Regions from separate parts of the Homo sapiens genome. Here all the other regions are linked to region 2. The links are chromatin loops, found by intact Hi-C in ENCODE. Cell type or tissue: heart left ventricle. All regions are shown on one strand. Each heading gives the region's core, and the rest is flanking DNA. Links, peaks and the distances in the headings are about the cores only. Region 1 has its middle 92 kb from the start of GPC1. Region 2 has its middle 92 kb from the start of OTOS. Region 3 has its middle 140 kb from the start of GPC1. Region 4 has its middle 65 kb from the start of GPC1.

Region 1 (4,895 bases), core at 594-4,593, 110 kb after region 2:
GGGTTTGCCTGCCAGCCCTGGCTGTTCTCTCTGGCTGGGTTCTGACCCTGGGCCCCGCCCAGGCCCTCAGAGCTTCCATCTGCTCTCACGTCTGTGTGAGGCCAAGCCCTGGCTAAGCCCCTGTTTCCTCTAGGATCCTAAAGCATCCACTTCACTGAGGGACTCCCAGAGCACTCGGAGAATGTGGAGACCCGGAGCAGAGTCCTGCACCAAGAAGGCAGCTCCTGTCTGTAGACTGTGCAGCCAAAGCCTCTGGCATCTCGGGAAGAGGGACAGGGCGTGTTTTTTCCCCTTTGGTGAAGGGTGCTTGGGAGGAAGCACCCAGGGAGTAGGTGCCGCCTTACAAAACCCTTTAGCTAAGTCATGTTTGCAATTTTATTTTCTTTCTTCTGAGGGTCCTCAAATTTAGCTTGAGACCTCTCAAAATCCAGATCCCAGGAAGATCACTTGAGCCCAGGAGTTCAAAACCAGCCTGGGTAACATAACAAGACTTCATCTCTAAAAATTAATTAATTAACTACAGCAAGTTTTAGAAGCCAGATCCACCCCTGCCTTTCACAGCCTTCAAGGGATTGCTCCCTTAAGACCTCCCAGATCACCAGGACGAAAGAAGAATATTACCCAGGACTCTGAGTGTTGCAGGAAACTGCAAACACACCTGCAACTCACGGAAGCACACGAGAAATATTGACCCTGTAGCTGAAAATTCCAAAAGGACGTTAAGCTTCAGGCATGGGTTGTACAGGGCTCTTTCTTGACTTCTCAGACATTCTTTCTGCTCTGTTCCTGACTTTGTAACAGCTTCATCTTTGGGTTGGCTTCCTGGGGACTTGAGACCAGCCCTCAGGTCTTGACCCCATCCCATCCAAAGCTGCACTGTCCAATAGGGTGGTCTTTGGCTTCCTGTGACTCTTGGGCACTTGAAATGTGTGTCGTCCACACTGAGAAGAGCTGGAAGCTAAATGCACAACTGATTTAGAAGACAGCGTAAAAAAAAAAACAGCGTACGCCGGGCGCGGTGGCTCATGCTTGTAGTCCCAGTACTTTGGGAGGCCGAGGCTGGTGGATCACCTGAGGTCAGGAGTTCAAGACCAGCATGGCCTACACAGTGAAACCCCATCTCTACTAAAAATACAAAAATTAGCCAGGCGTGGTGGTGCATGCCTGTAATCCCAGCTACTTGGGAGGCTGAGAAGGGGGACAGGAGAATCACTTGAACCCAGGAGGTGGAGGTTGCAGTGAGCTGAGATTGCACCATTGCACTCCAGCCTGGGCAACAAGAGCAAAATTCCATCTCAAAAAAAAAAAAAAGTGTAAAGCTTTTTAGTAGTAATTTTTTAATTGATGACACGTTGAAATCATAATATTTTGGGTATATTCAGTTAAATAAAATATTAAAATTAATATTATTTTTACTTGTTTTAATATGACTACTTGAAAATTATACATATGGCTTCCATTATGTTTCTATTGGGCAGCACTGGTCTAAGTCAAGAGAAGGAGGGTTCCTCTCCTCCAATCATAAACTCGGGCCATGCACTGAAAAGTCCAACCTCAACCACTTAGACTGTGGCTGAGGGAATTATGTGATGTGATTGGTTTAGGCCTTTGTTGCCCATCCCTGATCCAATCACTGTGTCAAGGACTAAAAGAGTATGCGGAGTGGCCTTCACCAATCAGAGCACACATCTGGAATGGGAGGTGGGTTGTCCCTGCCCACCTTCCATGATATATAAGATGAGGCAAAGTGTAGAACCCTGAAATGGACTGGGAGGTGTGGTAGATTCAAGGTACCTGCAAATTCTCTGACACTCTTCTTCTTGAGAGTTGGGTCTCAATGCCCTGCCATTGAGTCTGAGCTGGCCTTCATGACCCATCTGATCAACAGAATGAAGCAGAAGAGATGACCTGGGACTCCCCAGCCTAGGCCATGAGAAGTCTTGCAGCTTCCACCCAGGACACCAAGAACACCCATGCTTGGAGCCCACCAACTTGGCCAAGAAACCCAGGGGAGTCCGGCCATCCAGGTAATCCCCTGAGGCACCACACATGGGACTGGAACCGTCTTGCCCACACAGCCCACCTGGGCTTTCAGATGGCTCCTGGCCTAGCTGCTGCCTGATCACAACCGAATGAGAAGATCCCCAAGACAGAACTTCTGAGCTGAGTCTGAGTCACTCACAGAACCCCCAGAGACAATAAATTGTTGCTTTAAGCAACTGAATATTATAGAAGTTGGGACCAGAAGTGGGATGCAGCCATAAGAGCCATGGGGAATGGGCTTTGAACCAGGTGGCAGATGGAAGTTGAGAGAACCTTGGGGAAGACTTCCAGAGGAAGCTGGGGGGACAAGGAGGAAATTGTGATTACAGGCTAGAAAAACCAAGGATCTTGTTATGCAGAAAAGTTTGGCAACACTGACCCCTGTAGTAACGTAGAAAACAGAAAATAAACTTAATGAATTACTTGATTTGATTGAGGACATTTCCAGGAAGAGTGTTGAATAGTCCAACTAGCTTCTTTTAGCTACATAGTGTAAGATAGAGAAGAGCTAAAATCAAAATATTTCATTTACAATAAATTCAGAAAAAAATTCTAAATAACAGAATTTGCTGGATTTAGAATTAAGTTTCTTCTTCATTCCCATGCCCTTCAGATGGCAAATGCTCTCAAAATAAAAAATATAATCTTCAGAGTAAAGAATATCTAATGGGTATGGCTATAAGACCCTGTATTGAGACTTCAGAAGATGTAAGGGTGCGACTCATAGGCTCTCTCAGTAGTTCTAAGAATCTCAGGGCATGTGAAACAGCTACCTGATGCTCAGCCCAGGAGAGAGAGGCCTGTGTTGGAGAGAACCGTGAGGATAGTTTTTGCCTGATGATGTGAATCCCAAAAATATTCACAGGAAGTCCTCCTAGGAAGTACAAAGAGATTTACTCTCCAGAAGCTATGTCCATTTAAGGATACAGTAGGCCTCCTGGTCCACAGAGGAATACGTACCAAGACCTCCAATGGATGCCTGAAACCATGGCTAGTGTAGAACCCAGTTCCTGTGGATCAGAACATGACTCTGCTCAAGTCTTTCACCCACAAATTCAATGCCTTTTCCATCTTAACTAAGCACGTATCACACACTGTGGCTGTACCTGTATCATGCAGTGTGAGGTGTGAAAACAAAACTGTACAAATTTCTTTTTTCTGCTTCACAATATCCCAGATAAGAGATGCTTTTACTGTAGATCTTAGCAACCTTAGCCTACAATATTTTTTTCTTTTCTTATTACGTTGAGAACTTCCGTCTTCTCCCTTAAAGGAAGCACTTTATGGCTTCTCTTTGGCATGTCAGAATTGCCAGCATCACCACCATGCTGCTTTGGGGCCATTATTAAGTCAAATAAGAGTTACTGGAACCCAAGTACTGGGATGCCACGAGAATCCATCTGAAAACCTAGAAGGCTGCTGAGTGACCAATGTTCAGGGAGCATATACAGCGTGGATCCTCTAGACAAGGGAGTGATTCACATCCCAGGCAGGATGGGGTGGGATGGCTAGAGATTCCACCACACTACCCAGAATGACCTGTGTTAAAACAGGAAGCATTTATTTCCAGAGTTTTCCATTTACTATTTTCAGACCGTGATGAACTATGGGTAAGAGAAAGTAGGCTGCTCCACTGTGAAAGTGGGATGACTTAGAGGGTTGGACCAGGAACCCAGCAGGTGGAGCTGAGCACCACAGAATCATTCCTGGGGAACAGCAGGACATGGCCGTAATCAAAGACTCTGGATTTCAGAATTGCTATGGACCAGTGACTGCTATGGGCCTCCCACTTCTCTCTTGTTGGCCAGGGTAATTGATCACAGTTTTCCCTTGCCTGTGTCACCGGTGCATGTCAGGTGCATGAGTCTTCAGACTGAGGGGATCATACTCAAAAAACTACCCCTGAAGGTGATGGCATACCCAAATAGCCTCGTCTGCACCTGGACTTGATTTCTGTGACAAGATCCTGGACCTGAGAGTCTTTCTGAGCCTACTCTGGCTTGGGAGGCTGCCCGATTTAAGGACCTCAAGCCTAAGCCTGATGCCATAATGGGATGAGACTTTGGGCATCTTGGCAGGAAGGGTGAATGGTACTTCATGTGGTAGGAATGTAAATAATTTGTGCCGGGGTGGACTGTGGCAGTTTAAGGATAACCAGGAACACTTCAAGACTCCTCCTATCAAGAGACAGGGGCTTAGACCTGTCCCCTTGAATCCAGACTGGCCTTCAGGGATTATTTGACCACCCACAGTTCTACTTTCTGCCTTCTGATTCTAGGGACCTCAGATAAGTGGAATCACGCAGTGTCTGTCTTTTGGGGACTGGCTGTGTCAGAATTGGGGTGTGGGCAGGGCTGGTTCCTCCTGGGGGCTGTGGGGAAGATCTGTCTCTGCCTCTGACAGCTTTGCAGCACCCATTAGCGCTCCTCGCCTTGTGACGCCTCCTCTGGGCTCTGACTCCTCATCACGCAGCCGCTTCCCGTGTGTCTCCATGTCCCCTTTTCCACTTACACAGTCACCAGTCATTGGATCCAGGGCCCACCCTACACTCAGGGTGATCTCATCTTAAGATCCTTGCCTTATTATGTCTACAAAGACCCTGTTTCCAGGTAAGGTCCCATTCTAAGGTGCCATGTGGACATGAATTTGGGGTATACCTCACCTTGCTGTAAGCACCCACCACGCCCCACCCTTCCTTCTTCTATCGACCCTCCCATGTGGGAAGATTGGCACCATCCACCCCACTTTACAGATGGAGAAGTCAGGGGCAGGGAGGTGGGGGGGACCTGGCCGGGTCACTCCACAAGCAAGTGACTGAGGCAGGCACAGAGCCCCGGCAGCCAGGCCATGCA
Region 2 (4,895 bases), core at 287-4,286:
GCGATGGTCCAGGGAGGGAGAGCAGAAATGACAGAACAGTGAGTGTTGCTGGAGCGGAGGGGTCCGGCTGGTGTGCTGAGAGTTCCCAGGGAGAGCACCACCCTCTTTCAGAATGACAGGAGGAGTCAGATACAGAGGAAGACTAGGAGGGTCAGGATGTCTCTCAGGGTCTCAGGAGGGAAAGTGACACACAGATTGGAGGGGGAAGTGTGTCTTAGCAGATGGCCCTAGCTGCAAGGAAACAGCTGGCTTCATTCAACTGTGAAGAAGTGAAGAAGGGAAGGGGCCTGGGGGCAGGGAAGGTCTTCCCCATTCTGAATTCTGTGGAGTGAAAAACGGGCTTCGGTATAGCAGGAGCAGGGGATGAACTGCAGGGAAGGCAGTGTGTTTTCCACCGAAACTGCATCCCTGGGACATCCAGGGCTGCATGGAAGGAAGCCAAGCAGTAGGCCCAGCTCTGCTGGGGGTCCAGGGACTGGCTAAGGGGTCAGCAGATCTTCCACCAGGGGGAAGGGCAGGGGTGTCCACCAAAGGAACTGGCCCCAACTGGGTTGGCTGGACCTCCACGGAAACCTCCCTGGCTCTGACGCTAGAAAAGCTTTTAGTAAAAATAGACACCTACTACTTACTGGAAGAATAAAAGTCACGGTGCAGAGAGACTATGTTTTAATATGATGAATATCCCTTAACATAACACCCCACATTATACCTAACAGTGAACTCCAGGGAAATGGCCCTTAAAAATCAGAAATTAAAAACAGGTGTTTGCCAACTGCATTAAGATTGAACAGGCTGGGCCGGGCGCGGTGGCTCACACCTGTTATCCCAGCACTTTGGGAGGCCAAGGTGGGCGGATCACAAGGTCAGGAGATCGAGACCATCCTGGCCAACATGATGAAACCTCGTCTCTACTAAAAATATAAAAAATTAGCCGGGCTTGGTGGCAGGTGCCTGTAGTCCCAGCTACTCAGGAGGCTGAGGCAGGAGGATGGCATGAACCCAGGAGGCGGAGCTTGCAGTGAGCCGAGATCGTGCCATTGCACTCCAGCCTGGGCGACAAAGCGAGACTCTATCTCAAAAAACAACAACAACAACAAAAAGATTTAACAGGCCGGAGGATGTCGATGCCATGAGTCATGAACCCATCCTGCCTCTCACCCTGGCAACTGGCAACGGGACCTCCAAAAGCAGGAGGTAATGGCTTTGGCACCCAGAAACGCACAAGACAGAGAGCTATGGTTTCCCCAGTGTCTGGTCCTTGGAGGCTCCATGTGACCTAATTACACGCTGCCTTCCAAGCCTGATTGAGAGCAGAGGTGGTCAGGATGCTCAAAGCCCCTCCCAGACATTCTGTCCAGCCAGCAGCAGACCCACCAGTCCCCGCTCACCTATGCAGATGAGTGGCACTGTGCCACTTGCTCAGATGGAGCAGTCAGTAAGTAGCCAAGGGCATCTGGGTTGCAGACCTCAGTTTGAAAAAAAAAGGGAAGCAGGCGTTCGTCCAACATCACCCAGTACTGAAGACGCACCTTCCCTGTGCCAGGCATGGCCCTGGAGCTGAGCACGTCACTGACCAAAACAGACCAACAGTACCACCCTGGAGGGACTCATCTGTCTCCCAGGGAGTCGGCTTTGTTGGGGCCAGGAACCAGCCACCTTTGGGACCCTCCAGTGGCCAAGCCTGGAACCCTCTCTCAGGTGCCACCTGCCTGGGGACTGCGCAACAGTGCTGAGTGAAGGTGAAGCTTGGGAAGCCTCTCCCACAGGTGAGGCTATGTTGTTCTGCAAATCTACAAAGACAGATGACCAGGAGGGACCGCGGCAGGCAGCGCCTTCAGGCTGGGCGCAGACCCTTGAGTGTGAGCAGCAAGGAATCGACGGGAACAGACTGGGAGAAGGGCCCTGCACGCCCGCAGCTCTGCCCTGCACCTTCTGTTCAGAGATCACTTCTCATCAGGAGGCTGCGAAGGGAACTGGTGCTCCAGCTAAGGGTGGTCCCACAGGGTGACCTTGTCTGTCCTGAAACGGAAGCTGTTGTACTAGACTGGGTGCCACAGAATTTAACGTATACCCAATGGCCATACCCAGGCCTGCAGGTTTATGTCCCCGTGACTTTCAATATGCCCAGCTTGTCCTAGCTGCTTCACTAGGAAGTCCTGAGCCTCCGACAGGACACTTTCTGGGAGAATCACAGAGGCGTGTCTCTAGCGAGCGGCTTCCACTCTTTCTTCCAGACAGCCCGATTTCCCCACATGCACCTGGGCCTTGAGAACAGTCCCTGGAGGAGCATCCGACACTAGCAGGCCCAGGAGAACCACATCAGTCCCTCTCTTTGGGCAGCAGCCCTCCCCCTGCTGGGCTGGACTTCGCCCTCGTGGCACAGCGGGCAATTCTGAGCCAAAGCCAAAATGCCAGCTCCCAGCCTCCTAGGAAGGACGGGTCTGTGCGGAAGGCTCTGCGGCCGGCTCTGCCCCCAGGGCTCCCAGCAGCGGGCTCCCGAGGCCTGGCTTCTCCCGGAGGAGACCCCAGCTTCTCCAGCGTTCTTACATTTCTGTATTTCAGACCCAAATAGACCTTGTTCCAGGTTCTCAATGTCCTCCCCAGGGTGGGGCTGGTGGAGGCCTCCAGGTCCTGGGGTGTGTGTGGGCTGCTGGAGGGCAGGCCCGAGACCCAAAGGCGCGTCTCCCTCACCCGCCTCGCCGACACCAGGGGGCGCTGGAGCTCAGCAAAGGGCCCGGAGGCCGCTCTGAAACTCAGGCCTTAAAATACAGGCAGGATCAGCCTTTGGAGCCCTCCCTGCCGGCCGGGCCTGCCCGGCGCCCAGTCAGCGTGCTGCCGGGCCTGTGCCCCTGACGGACCTGGCACAAGGGGGCACCCAGGGGTCTGCAGCCGGATGATGCGAGCTCAGGCCTCCCCCACCTGGGGTGAGACGCCCCCATCCCATCAGCGCACCCCTGCAGCAGGGAAGCATAAGCCTGGCTGCGGCCCCGCCCACAGCACCTCTCTGGTCCAGCCCCGCCCACAGCACCTCCACCTCCAGCCCCGCCCACAGCACCTCCCCTCTCCAGCCCCACCCACGGCGCCTCCCTTCTCCGGCCCCGCCCACAGCACCTCCCCCACTTCAACCCCACCCACAGCACCTCCCTCCTCCCCGGCTGCAGCTCTCCCCTCAAGCCCCGCCCACAGCCCCACAGCACCTCCCCACAGCCCTGCCCACAACACCTCCCCCTCCAGCCCCACCCACAGCACCTCCACCTCAGACCCCGCCCACAGCACCTCCCGCCTCCAGCCCTGCCCATAATACCCCCCTCCTCTGACCCCGCCCACAGTGTCTCCCCCCTCTGGCCCACCCACAGTGCCTCCCCCTCCAGCTCCTCCCACAGCACTCCCTCCTCCGACCCTGCCCACAGCATCTACCCCTCCAACCCCGCCCACAGCACCTCCCTCCTCCGGCCCTGCCCACAGTGCCTCGCCCCTCCCGCCCCATCCACAGTGCCTCTTTCCTCTGGCCCCGCCCACAGCACCCTGATCCTCCAGCCCCACCCACAGTCCCCCCCTCCAACTCCGTGGCTGCAGCCCCGCCCTCAGCACCTCCCTCCTCGGGGGGTGCCGCAGGACCTGGGACGCACCTGATGTTTCTGGGGGGGAAGGGGCACCCTTCTGCAGTTTGCATTGGTCACCTTAACAGCGGGGCACTGTGGTCACAGATCAAGTCCTAAAGGAAAGTAAACCTCTGTTCAGTGGCCAGGGAGGAAACAGGTTGTGAGAAATAACGGAACATTCTTCAGACAGGACAACAATTCGGAGTCTTACACCATCCCAGGTTTTTTGACACGAGGGCTGTCCCCGCGTTGCTCTCCCTGGGCCTGTGGCACCCACTTGCTGGCTAAGGTTAGGACCCACCCTGGGGCGCCTGCCCAGCGGTGACTGTGTCCACAGCACTCTGGGTGGCACCTGCCCAGCTACTTCTGGTTGTGCCCTGGTCACACAGGCATGGTTGGGGCAGAGTGTGGCAGGTGCTGCCTGCACCAGAGCTCCCCATGTGCCAGGCTTGGTGCCCACGTGTGCTGGTGATGCTCTCACCTGGTCCTCAGTGCAGTGGAATGCGGGACACACTGTCACAGCCTCAATTTACAGCTGGGGAAGCTGAACCCCAGAGGAGTTTGGTGACCTATCCAAAGTCACACCGTCTGGAAGTGGCTGAGCCATCATCTACCAATGCCTGTGAGCTTGAGCTCACGTCTCCAAGAGGGTGCAAGCCTGGGTAAGCAGGGACTTGCTCAGCCTCCAAGGAAAACCCACACCTGCAGCAAATGGCTCCAGGTTCAGGCTGGCCCCCGACTCTGTGAAACCACAATGACCAGCCCTGGGATGTTAAGCTCTGGATCGGAAGAGGAGAGGTCAAGAGAGCAAAATCCTGCAAGCCATGAGCCGTGGGAAATGAGTGAGGTGCTGGTTATTACGGAATGTGCCCAGCCTGACGTGATCACACACAGACACAGGCCTCTGGGGGTGGTGCTCCCAGCTGACCTCTGCAGGATCTCTGCACCCTGAATGGCAGGTCCACGTATCATTGCTCTTGCATGTCCCTCACTACCCCAGGAAATGGCCACCAAATCCCCCAAATCACCCTGGACACCAACACTGAACACAGAATGCTTTTGGATTCCCTAAGGTACAAAGGAAATCTTGGTAACTTCTTTCCCCAGGTTGCCTTAGCTTTCAGGGTTTCCGTGAGCTGTGAGCTCACCTGTGCGTCCTGGCCAGCTGCAGAGCACTGCAAGACCTAAAAGGAGGGAGAAGAATGGGCTTGTGGGGCATGGCTGGGCTGCGGCTCTATATGCAGCAGTGAGGAGATTTCATCATGGCCTTGGGCTGCAGACCCCGGCTTCCTG
Region 3 (4,895 bases), core at 395-4,394, 65 kb after region 2:
CCGTTTGATGATTTCCAACAGTGCTATGAACAAGGGGGTGCAAATATCTCTTGCCAACGCTGTTTCCAATCCTTTGGGCTGTAGACCCAAAAGTAGAATTCCTGGGTCGTGTGGTAATTCCGATCAATTGAACAATGTGTCTCTCAGAGGTATTCAATGGAAGAATTTGTCCCTGGATGTTTTTACTAAAACTTACTAAAGCCAAAAGCCAAAACATCATATTAGTTAACAGAAAATTGCTCTGACATATGCGGAATAACCGGGAATAGAAAGCATTCTTTCCAAAGCGATCACACCAGGTAAATTCAGCCACATATGAGTCTAACTCTTCACCGTGAACACCTCTCATGCCCTTGAATTGTGTTTCACATCTGTTCCAACGGACTGGATGTTTTGAGCATGCACACCGAGAGATAACATGAAACAGCAGATTTTTCCAAAAAAGACTCCTTTTGAAGCGAGATCCATGATGATTGACAATTGTAGCAAACGCACTTCCAGGAATAGCCGTGTCTGCGTTGGCGTCTTACCATCCACCATAGGGGCTGGTGATGTGACGAACATCCAGGAGCCATAGACAGCAGATTACACGGCTCCAAGAAGTCAGCGGCTGGCGGATCTGAGGCACTGACCATCCCAGGCTGCAGGCTATCTTGACATAAATGTTTCTCCCCTGGGAGAAGTGGAATGAAAATCTTCTAAAAAATAACACCACTAAAAATAGGAAGTTTGAATCTGACCCACAGTGTTGATCACACTTGAGGAATCTGACCCCCAGGACGCCCAGGGACAAGTTGTTCGATTGATCCGGTAACTCTGTTTAACCTTTGGAGACAATACCAAACTTGACAGCGGCTGCACCGTTTGGCACTCCCACCAGCAGCGCACCCAGGTTCCAGCTCCTCCACACCCTTGAGACTCTTGCTTCCTGAGGTTTTGACTCCAACCATCCCGGTGGATGAAGCGGAATCTCATTACAGTTTTCATTCCCATTTCCCTGCTGACCGATGATGTTGAGTGCTTTCCCTGTGCTCATGGGCCGTGTGAGCGTCTCCTTTGGAGACTGTCTATTGAAGTCCTTTGAAGTGGCATGTTATTTGACTCGAATGTTCTGACTCACCTGGAACCACTGCAGACACCACCCACCCCAGCCCCCACAGTGGCCAGCAGTGTCGCCAACCCTCAGGGCCACTGTTGGGAACTTGGCTGGGGTCCAGCGGGGTGAAGGGAGAGAGTGCCCCCGGCTGTTCTGATCCACCCCCAGCACCTTTCCCGGCAGCCCCCCTACCCGAGGTCCTGAGCTGCTCGGTGACTCCCAGCAGCGTCGAGAACACAAGGCCCGAGCTTTCTCACGGTTTGAGTTACAAACCCGGGCGGGGTTAGTGATGGGATTAACTAAATGGATCAGAAATTACCCCTCTCTGTTTCTCCTTTCTTACCTTTCTTTCTGGCAAGCACCTACTCTTCAGAACCATCAAGGTCTCCCCTCCTCCCCTCCTGGGACCGGGTGCTCTCAAAACTACTGAACACCAATTAATTTGTCTCATTTACATGAAAAAGTGCAGAAGATGTCTTTTTACATAATTAACTATATTTTGCAAGTCATTAAAATTCTGCAGCCCTGCCCACAATAGCACCCTATTCACCGCCAGAGATAAGTGCTGGGGGTGGGGGGTGGAGGGGGTGAGCATAGGGGCCCACAAAGGAGCAGGCCTCACCAATGCATATTCATGAGAAGTGGCTGCCAGCTCGCTGGGCCCGTTCCCACTGCTGGGGCAGGGAGGGCCAGGAGGGCTGGGTGGGCTGCCCTGAAGACCACACCCTCCCGAGAGTGGGAGGGTCTTGCTCTGGGGCCACCCGTCTCTGCCCAGGCCCTGCCTTTGGCACCATCCCTGTGTCAGTGCAGAGGACCGGGGGGGCTCCGGGCTGAGGAGGGGCCACCTGCCTCTCTCCTGCCTCCCATCCACCTCTCTCCCTTGCCACAGACCAGCCCAAAAGAGCTGCTTGTGGGTGATCCCCCTTCCCAAAGGAGTGGCCTTGTCCCAAAGGGACAGCTCCCTGTCCGGCGGGGTCTCACGCGTGCACTGTTGGGGACGGTCTGCTGGATGGAGTTGGAGGCCACGACCCCTCCTGCATGGATCCCACTTGCCCTGCACCTGGCAGTGCCAGCACCATCTCTGCAGAGCATGTCAGGTGAGGTGGGGGCTTCAAGCAGGACCCCACCCTTGCAGCCAAGCTTCCCTGTCTCCTCCTGTGGGATGAAGCAACATCTGCCATCCTTGGGGCAGCTTCGCCATCACTAAGAAGTGTGTGTCCCTGCAGCAGTGGGCACCCTTGCTACCCGACGCGCAGGCGCCCTCCTCCAGGCTCACAGGAGCATAAGCTAAGCCAGCAAGGAGGCGGTGAGTGGCTCCCAGGACACAGCAAGCGAGGACACGGGCTTGGCATCTGCCCCTCAGGCCAAGCCTTCCACAGCCTCGCTGCTCATGTGCTGACGGCCCACTCTCTGAGTCAGGTGCTCAATCTCCTTTCAACAGATTGACTGTGAGCCCTGAGCAGGGCTGGCAGACTGGGCCCCAGGGCTCCCTCTGTCTTCAGGGAACCAGGAGGGAGGCCTGGGTCGAAGCCTGCCTACCGCACAGGCTCCTCTGAGCTTCTCAGTGCTCCCCCATCTCTAGGAAAGGGTGTCTGTCCTCAGGCACAAAAGCCATGAGGCCGGGGCTCATTCCTCCCCAGCTCCCACTGCCAGTCACCCCTTGGGAGTTACCCACCCCTGCAGCATCTTCTCTCTCAGGGGCTCCTCCTGCTCCACATGGGGGCCTGGCAGGCTACCCCTTCTCTGTGCCCAGCCTGGGCCCACAGTGTGCTCAGACAGCAGGCATGGACCTGGCCTCGGGGTCTCTCGGGAAGGGCTGCTCCTGGCTGGGGTCCTAGCCCAGCTTCCAGGAAGGGTCTCTCTGGGGTGGTTCTGAGCCTGAGCCAGATCTGAGTAGACGGACTCAAGGACTTTCATGGGGCAGAAGAAGCCAATGACTGCCCAGGGAAAGCAGGAGCGCTGCCAAGCCAGTGAGGTCTGCAGGGTGATGGACGTGGAGGGGCTGGGAGTGGGAGAGGGGCCACACCTTCTCTGCGGGTGCTCTCTTCCTGGGGGAAAGCCTGCAGCAGGATGAGAACAAAGGAAGAAAGAGCTTCTTAAACAGGAAACCCTGGAAGAGCCAGTCCTTGAAGATGGACCCCGCATGGCTAACTGGGCCTAATTTCAAAACAGAGCCAAGAGACCATCTGCTGACTAAAGGCCACACACATACTGTGCGCTCCCAGAAAACCCCACACTCACAGCACTCTGGGGCTTCCATAGCTGCCTGTTCCTGTCCACCACTCCTGGGAAATCCATCTGGACCCAACCATGGGCTGTCGCCTGTGCCAACCAATCAGAGCTCAGCAAGTTTGTATCCCGCATTTTCATAGTGGACCAGAGTGGGAACCTGGGTGGGAACTTTATAAATGACGTCCCCTCTCTTTCTTCTCTCAGAACACACTTTTGTTTCATGCCAAAGGCTACGTCTCCCTGGTTTGCAGACTGCTCAATGGAATAAAGTCTTTCTTTTTCTGAAAGAAAAACCTTTTCAGGGGATTTGCCTACAACGCCCACCATGAAGCAGTGTCGGAACACGAGCCCTGCTCACCTCAGAGACCTGGAAGAAAAACAGGTGCTCTGCAGCATTGATTGCAGCTCCCTTACCGAGACTCGGTCTCCATGTTGGCAGGCCTGTTCTAGAACATTCCAAGTCAAGTCAGGATGGTGCCCATGTGATTCAAAAGGCCAGTTCCTGTCTTAGCTTTGCTGGGGGGAGCACATGAACATAAATAACAGAGATAGAAATACAAATATAAATTCCAGGCACTGGCACTGTCTAAGGGGCAAACCGGGCCTCAAAGCCCCCCATGCAGGATCATTTGCAAGCACACGGTCGTGTGTGCACGTGGCCTCTGCGTGATTCTAAGTGACCCTCTGCACAGGCTGTGTCCAATTTTAATTTAAGGAGCAAAAGGAACATAAACAAGAGTCCAAGGAGTGCAGCCCGTGGCCTGCTCTTCAGTGTCCTCCGCTTGACAGGCTGTGGTCCCAGAACCAGGCTACACACACTTCCTGTTTGGTCTGGAATCCTGTGGATGGGCCCTGCTGGTCTGAGGTCCAGAAACGGTCCCCAGAGCTGCCCCGTCCAGGCCTTCTGGGCATTTCCTGCAGGGGCTGCACCCAGCTTCCTTGTCCCTTCCTTGGCCGCATGTCTTGGCACCTGTGACCTCCTGGCCACACCTCTGCCCTTGGCCTCCTCCGGGCTCCTCAGCCTGCCTGGATGCTGATGAGGGCCTTGGCAAGGCATGGTGCTACAGGGGGCACAGCGTGGAGCTCCCTCGACCTCATCAGCTGGGGACCCAGACATGCCTTCCAGACCTGTCCAGGCAGCCTCCTCCTCAGGCCCTTCGTGTCTCCCCTGCCTCCCACTCCAGCACCCCTGAAAACACCCAGGTCAGGGCCCACCTCAGGCTGGCCCACTGGGCAGTGCCCTCCCAGGGCACCGTGAGCCTTTTCCTCCCCATGACCCTCTCTCCAGGGGGACAGCAGAAAGCCCATCCTCTCCCTCCAGGGGGTGCTGCTGACTCTGTGGTCCCCTGAATGAGACCATCACTGTCACTGCTGAAGCCACGTCACAGTGGCCAGGCCCACCCAGGCCTCCCACCAGACAGGCTCGGCTCTGGGCCACTCATCTCCTGGACCAGCGCTAGGATGCACACCCCTCCAAAAATAAGAAGGAGGGCAGTGGGTTCCGAACTCAGGTTTAGAAAAAACACCAAGACAGTGTGGTCCCTTTGCTGAGCTCCCCGCCGGCCAA
Region 4 (4,895 bases), core at 441-4,440, 140 kb after region 2:
ATGGCTGACGAGCTAAAGCAAACAAAAAAAATCACGAAACAACTCATAATGTTTTAAGAAAGTTTATGAATTTGTGTTGGGTCGAATTCAAAACCACCCTGGGCCACATGGGGCCCACGGGCCTCGGGTTGGACAAGCTTGATCTAAATATGTGTGTTCCCCCAAAATGCACATGTTGACCTGTCCCCCAGTGCAGTAATATTCAGAGGTGAGGCCTTTAGGAGGTGATTAGGTTGTGAGAGTGGAGGCCCGTGAATGGGACTGGTGCCCTTAGAAAAGAGGCCGCCCCTTCCACAGAGGGAGCACCCAGCGAGAAGGCACTGTCTATGGAAAGCGGCCCTCACCAGACACAGTCTTCCAGCACCTTCATCTTGGACTTCGCGACTTCCAAACTGTGAGAGATACATTTCTCTTGTTTCTACACCACCAGGTCTATGGTAATTTTGTTATACCAAGACAAACAGCCAAGACAGGCAGAGCCTGGAGGGGTGGGGTGAGCTCAGGGGTGCCCAGGGCAGAGCCTGGGGACAGAGTAAGCTCAGGGGCACCCAGGGCAGAGCCTGGGGGCACGAGAGGACAGGCCTGTTTCCCCTGCAGCGAGCATTCTCTGTCCCCCACTGCATTGCACAACAGGCTGGGCACAGGCAACCCTGGCTGCTCTCTGGCTCCGTGCCTGGCAAGGCCCATCACCTTGTGCCCAGGGTCAGGCCACTCCACGGGCAGAGTCTGAGCTGCTCTCAGCATTGTCTTGGGGCCAACTCCTGGTGTCAGGTGTCTCCCGGACCTAGGCTGGAACGTGGGGCCACTCAGGCGTCTCTGACAGGTAGGATCCAGGCACAGGTGGCTCACGATTGATCGACCGTGTGGGGGTTAAATGTCTCCCTAATAAGCCCTCCCACACCTCCTTTCCAGCAGCTGCTAAATGCCCTCAGGGCACCTCATCTGCACAAATTAAAGTCTCCTGACCCTTGTCTGTGCAACCAAACTTCCTGAAGGCAGCTTCTGTCTCGTGTCTGCTCAGAACACCACAGCGGGTCCCACCGCCGTGATGCTAAGAGTCATCTGACCTGTCCCCACCTGCCCTTCCTGCTTCACCTGCCCCACCCACGCTTGCATCCCCCATTCACCTGGTCCTGAAGCTGGGAACCCACCTCCCTACACTCAGCCCAACAAAGAGCAGCCATCCCCAAGCCCTGAGTGACTATGGCCCCCCCACCCGCCCCCCCACCCACATCTGGTTCTGCAGAGAGCTGCATGCCTCCAGGTCAGGGCTGCCTGCTCCAAGGTCACCGGTACCCAGTCCAAGGTCGGGGGCATCCTATCTAAGGTCGGGGGACCACATGCCTGCAGGTCAGGGCTGCCTGCACCAAGGTCAGGGCTGCCTGTTTGAAGTTGGAACCAGACCTGATTTACCAACACTGTGCCCAGTCAGGGCCTGGACACAGCAGGTTTTAATATCTGTCCAAGGAATGAAGGCAGAAGTAAAGGAAGCCTTCTCCATTCTTTCAGCAGCCTTGGACGTACACTGGGCAGGGCGAGGGACACTGGGCATGCTTTTCTGAGCAGCAAGGACTGGAGTCCCCGACCAACAACCTCAGGGACCAGCCTCAGGGCATGGGAGGACTTGAGGGAGGAGGACCCTGGGAAAACCTTCCAGAGCCCTCTCTGCCAGAGAGAGGTGTGCCTTGCCCAAGATCACTTATCCTGGAGGGACACGAGCTGACACAGACACGGCCCAGGACAACCCTGGCAGCCTCTCGCCTCCTGGACTCCCTGAGTCTCCAGCTTTGCCGTGATGCCAGGGTCCCGGTCCAAGGCCAGCCTCCTCTCAGCCAGGCAGCCCACCCCAGCCCAGCCAGGACCAGCTGTGTCTGGGGGAGGAGGGTGGCCCTGCGGTGGGGGCTGTGGGGAAGGGGCAGATGTATGACAAGAGGGGCATTGTCCACACTCCTGACCAGACTTCCAGGAGCTCCAGGGGCGGGAGCAGCAAGGCAGGCTCTGAGCTGCAGGATCCAAAAATAGCCTGGGGTGCGGCCAGTGGCCAGGGTTGGGCAGCTGACTTCACGCCACAAGCATCCCGGGAAGGCTCAGCTGTCTGTGGCCGCACCTGCTGGGCCTCTACCCGGAATGCTGCCCTCAGCGGGATGGGCCTGTAACGGGCCCCTGGGCCACCCACATGCAGAAAGCCCAGCTCCTCCTGAGGCCCCAGAAGCACCCTCGGGTGCCTGGAGGCTGCTGTGTTTCTCGCCCTGACTTGTCCATGGACCCTGGGACAGCCACGGCCCTCACCAGGCCTGGGCCACTTTGCAAGCTGTGGGGGGTGCTGTCTCCCCATTGAGAGTCCCTGGAGATTTGCCCCACGGGTTGGGGAATGACAGCATGACCCCCACCTACACAAGGCAGAGACCCTTGTTCTCCTGGAGTCAGTGGCCCTGTGGGCCCCAACGCTGGGCTCGGGAGAGATTCGCCACATCCAATTGAAAAATGAAGTGGGTGAGCCAGGCACAGTGGCTCATGCCTATAATCCCAGCACTTTGAGAGGCCGAGGCGGGCAGGTCACTTGTGGTCAGAAGTTTGAGACCAGCCTGGCCAACACGGTGAAACCCCTTCTCTGCCAAAAACACAAAAATCAGCCGGGCGTGGTGGTGTGTGCCTGTAATCCCAGCTACTCAGGAGGCTGAGGCAGGAGAAGAGATTGAACCCGGGAGGCAGAGGTTGCCGAGATCGCACCACTGCACTCCAGCCTGGGCGACAGAGTGAGAGCCTGTCTCAAAAAAAGAAAAATGAAGTGGGTGACAACGTTTCATTTCATTCCTGATGCAATTCACGTTTCCTCCGCAAAGGCTTCAGGGCCACGTGGACCATCCACAGGACCCTGGGTATTCCCTGCAGCCCCCAAGCCCCGCCATGGCTGACAGAGGGTGAGGGGCTTGCCCTGGAAGGGTTGGAGCTGGGGACAAGCATCTTCTGGGACCCGGCATCAGAAACAGCTCTTAAGGGACAGACAGTAAATTCCTGCAGCTCAGCCAAATGCTGTGGGGGACATGACCAGAGGAAGGCGGTTCCACACCAGGGAGGGCCTCTGGGAGGCCATGGCCTTTCCAGGGACGAGAAGCAGGCAAGGAAGCCTTGTGTACCAGGGGAGGTGCTCCCGACAGGCTAGCAGCAGAGGCAAAGGCCCAGGGCAGCAGCGGTCAGCTTGGGGTCCGAGGACAGCTAGGACATTGGTGTGGCTGCCGCTGAGGGAACCAGACAGAGGATGGCCACACGTGGGGACCCTGAATCTTATTCTGATGTCAAGCCGGTCAGGGTGTGAGCAGAGACAGGCGCTCCCTTCCCTTGCTTGGGATCCAGCCTTCCCCTGGAAGGGGCCCTGCAGGCTGCCGAGGGGCAGGGAGGAGGCAGAGGCAGATACAGAGGCTGACGCAGAGGCATAGCACTGCTGGCCTTGAGTGGCGGGTGCCCCGGGGCTCTGGGATCCATCCTGTTGGGGATACAATGAAGCCACAGCAGGCCAATGAGTTGAAGGACAGGAGTCAGGAGAGCAGTGAGGGCGAGGTGGGCTCGGGTGTGGCGGGCCCTGGACAGCTGGCCACTGTTTCTGGGACTTTGGATGGTGGCGTGGAGCCTGGCATTTTGTCCTGATGATGCCCGCCGTGCCTGGGGCTGGCCGAGTCTTCCCCGCTGGCCTGGGCCCCCAAGCTAGGGCTGCCCTCTCTGCCAGTCTGAGCTGAGTTTCTAGGCTGAGTTGGTGGCTGCCTCTCTGGGTCTTCTGAGACTTCACCAGGTAGTCTCTGCAGAAGCTTCTGGAACTTGCTGCAGCCATGACTGCCCCAGAAATAAGAGAGGTGCCCTTCTCTGCCCTTCACCCACCCTTGAACACTGGCCCAGCACCAGCCTGAGAGGGTCCTGGGCAGGGCCAAGCTTGCAGGACCCCAGAGGAGCCCAGAAGTGGTCCTGGTGGGGGTGCTGGGGCGTGGGGGTCCCCTGGGCTGGCCACCAGAGGGTTTCCTCCAGACCGCTGTGTGCCTGGGCTGGGGGAGGGCCTGGGCTGGGAACAAGGAGGATCTGTGCTCTGGGCCTGGGCAGGAGCCAGTTTGGGGCCCTCCTTGGGCCTTTGAAGTCCCAGGCGCACCCACCCTGAGGCCTGGGTAGGGCAGAGGCCTGGTGAAGCCCCACAGAGGTTTCTTGCGGAGGAAATCTCAAGTCCCTGAGAGGGGCAGGTGGGAGAGGGATGTGGGAGGGATGGGAAGAGGGGGCAACGAGAGCAGGCTGTGGTGGGGGGAGGGGCGTGGCAGAGGGGCAGGGCATGGAGGGGGCAGGGCTGTAGACAGGAAAAGGAGCACGGAGGAGGACAGGGCTGTAGTTGAGGGGCAGGGGTGTGGAGGAGGGGAGGTCATGGAGGGCAAGATGTGGAGGGGGGCCAGGCCATGGAGGGAGCAGGGTGTGGAGACGGCAGGACTGTGGTAGGGGTGAAGGGGCATAGAGGAGGGCAGGCCTGTGGTTAGGGGCATGGGTGTGGAGGATGAGCACGGCAAGGAGGGAGCAGGGCTGTGGTGGGGGGAGGGGCATGGGGAAGGACAGGGCACGGAGGGCAGGGCCATGGAGGGTGGGAAGTGGTGGGTGGGCTGTGGAGGTCCCCCCAGGGCCACTCCTGTTGGGGCTGCTGTAAGGAAACCCCATGAACTGCGTGGCTTGTAAACATCAGGAGTTTATTTCTCACAGCCCAGAGGCTGGAGGCCGGAGATCAAGGTGCCAGCCTGGTCGGGGTCTGGGGAGGGCTGTCCTCTGAGTTGTGGATTTCCGACTTCTCATTCCGTCCTTAAAGCGGCAGAAGGAAGGGGAAGGAGCCCTCTGGCCTCTTCTTACAAGGTCACGGGACCCATTCATGACAG

Evidence for each region. Peaks named below come from ENCODE experiments on the same cell type or tissue, not always from the same donor. Only the 100,000 strongest peaks of a DNase experiment are listed, where the experiment ranks them.
Region 1: it touches region 2 in a loop (7-fold over the local background); 26 of 110 quality-filtered maps call a loop at or near these places.
Region 3: it touches region 2 in a loop (15-fold over the local background); 20 of 110 quality-filtered maps call a loop at or near these places.
Region 4: a loop joins it to region 2, with 1.9 times the contacts of the local background. A loop is called at or near these places in 26 of 110 quality-filtered maps.

The regions. Positions count from the first base shown.
Region 1 is chr2:240,341,310-240,346,204 of GRCh38, forward strand. No RefSeq gene overlaps it. Among named protein-coding and RNA genes, the nearest start is that of GPC1, 92 kb to the right of the region's middle. In heart left ventricle, for the core only: a CTCF peak has its summit at 2,432; no DNase peak of the experiment used is centred there.
Region 2 is chr2:240,230,356-240,235,250 of GRCh38, forward strand. No RefSeq gene overlaps it. Among named protein-coding and RNA genes, the nearest start is that of OTOS, 92 kb to the left of the region's middle. RefSeq lists silencers at 2,799-3,008, 3,359-3,408 and an enhancer at 3,351-3,892. In heart left ventricle, for the core only: CTCF peaks have their summits at 2,701 (motif pointing right) and 2,901 (motif pointing right); DNase peaks (open chromatin) are centred at 2,716, 3,246 and 3,356; H3K4me3 peaks cover 358 bases; H3K27ac peaks cover 955 bases.
Region 3 is chr2:240,294,909-240,299,803 of GRCh38, forward strand. No RefSeq gene overlaps it. Among named protein-coding and RNA genes, the nearest start is that of GPC1, 140 kb to the right of the region's middle. In heart left ventricle, for the core only: a CTCF peak has its summit at 2,565; a DNase peak (open chromatin) is centred at 2,433.
Region 4 is chr2:240,368,221-240,373,115 of GRCh38, forward strand. No RefSeq gene overlaps it. Among named protein-coding and RNA genes, the nearest start is that of GPC1, 65 kb to the right of the region's middle. RefSeq lists enhancers at 342-4,895, 1,410-2,299. In heart left ventricle, for the core only: a CTCF peak has its summit at 2,204; DNase peaks (open chromatin) are centred at 681, 1,829 and 2,051; H3K27ac peaks cover 3,111 bases.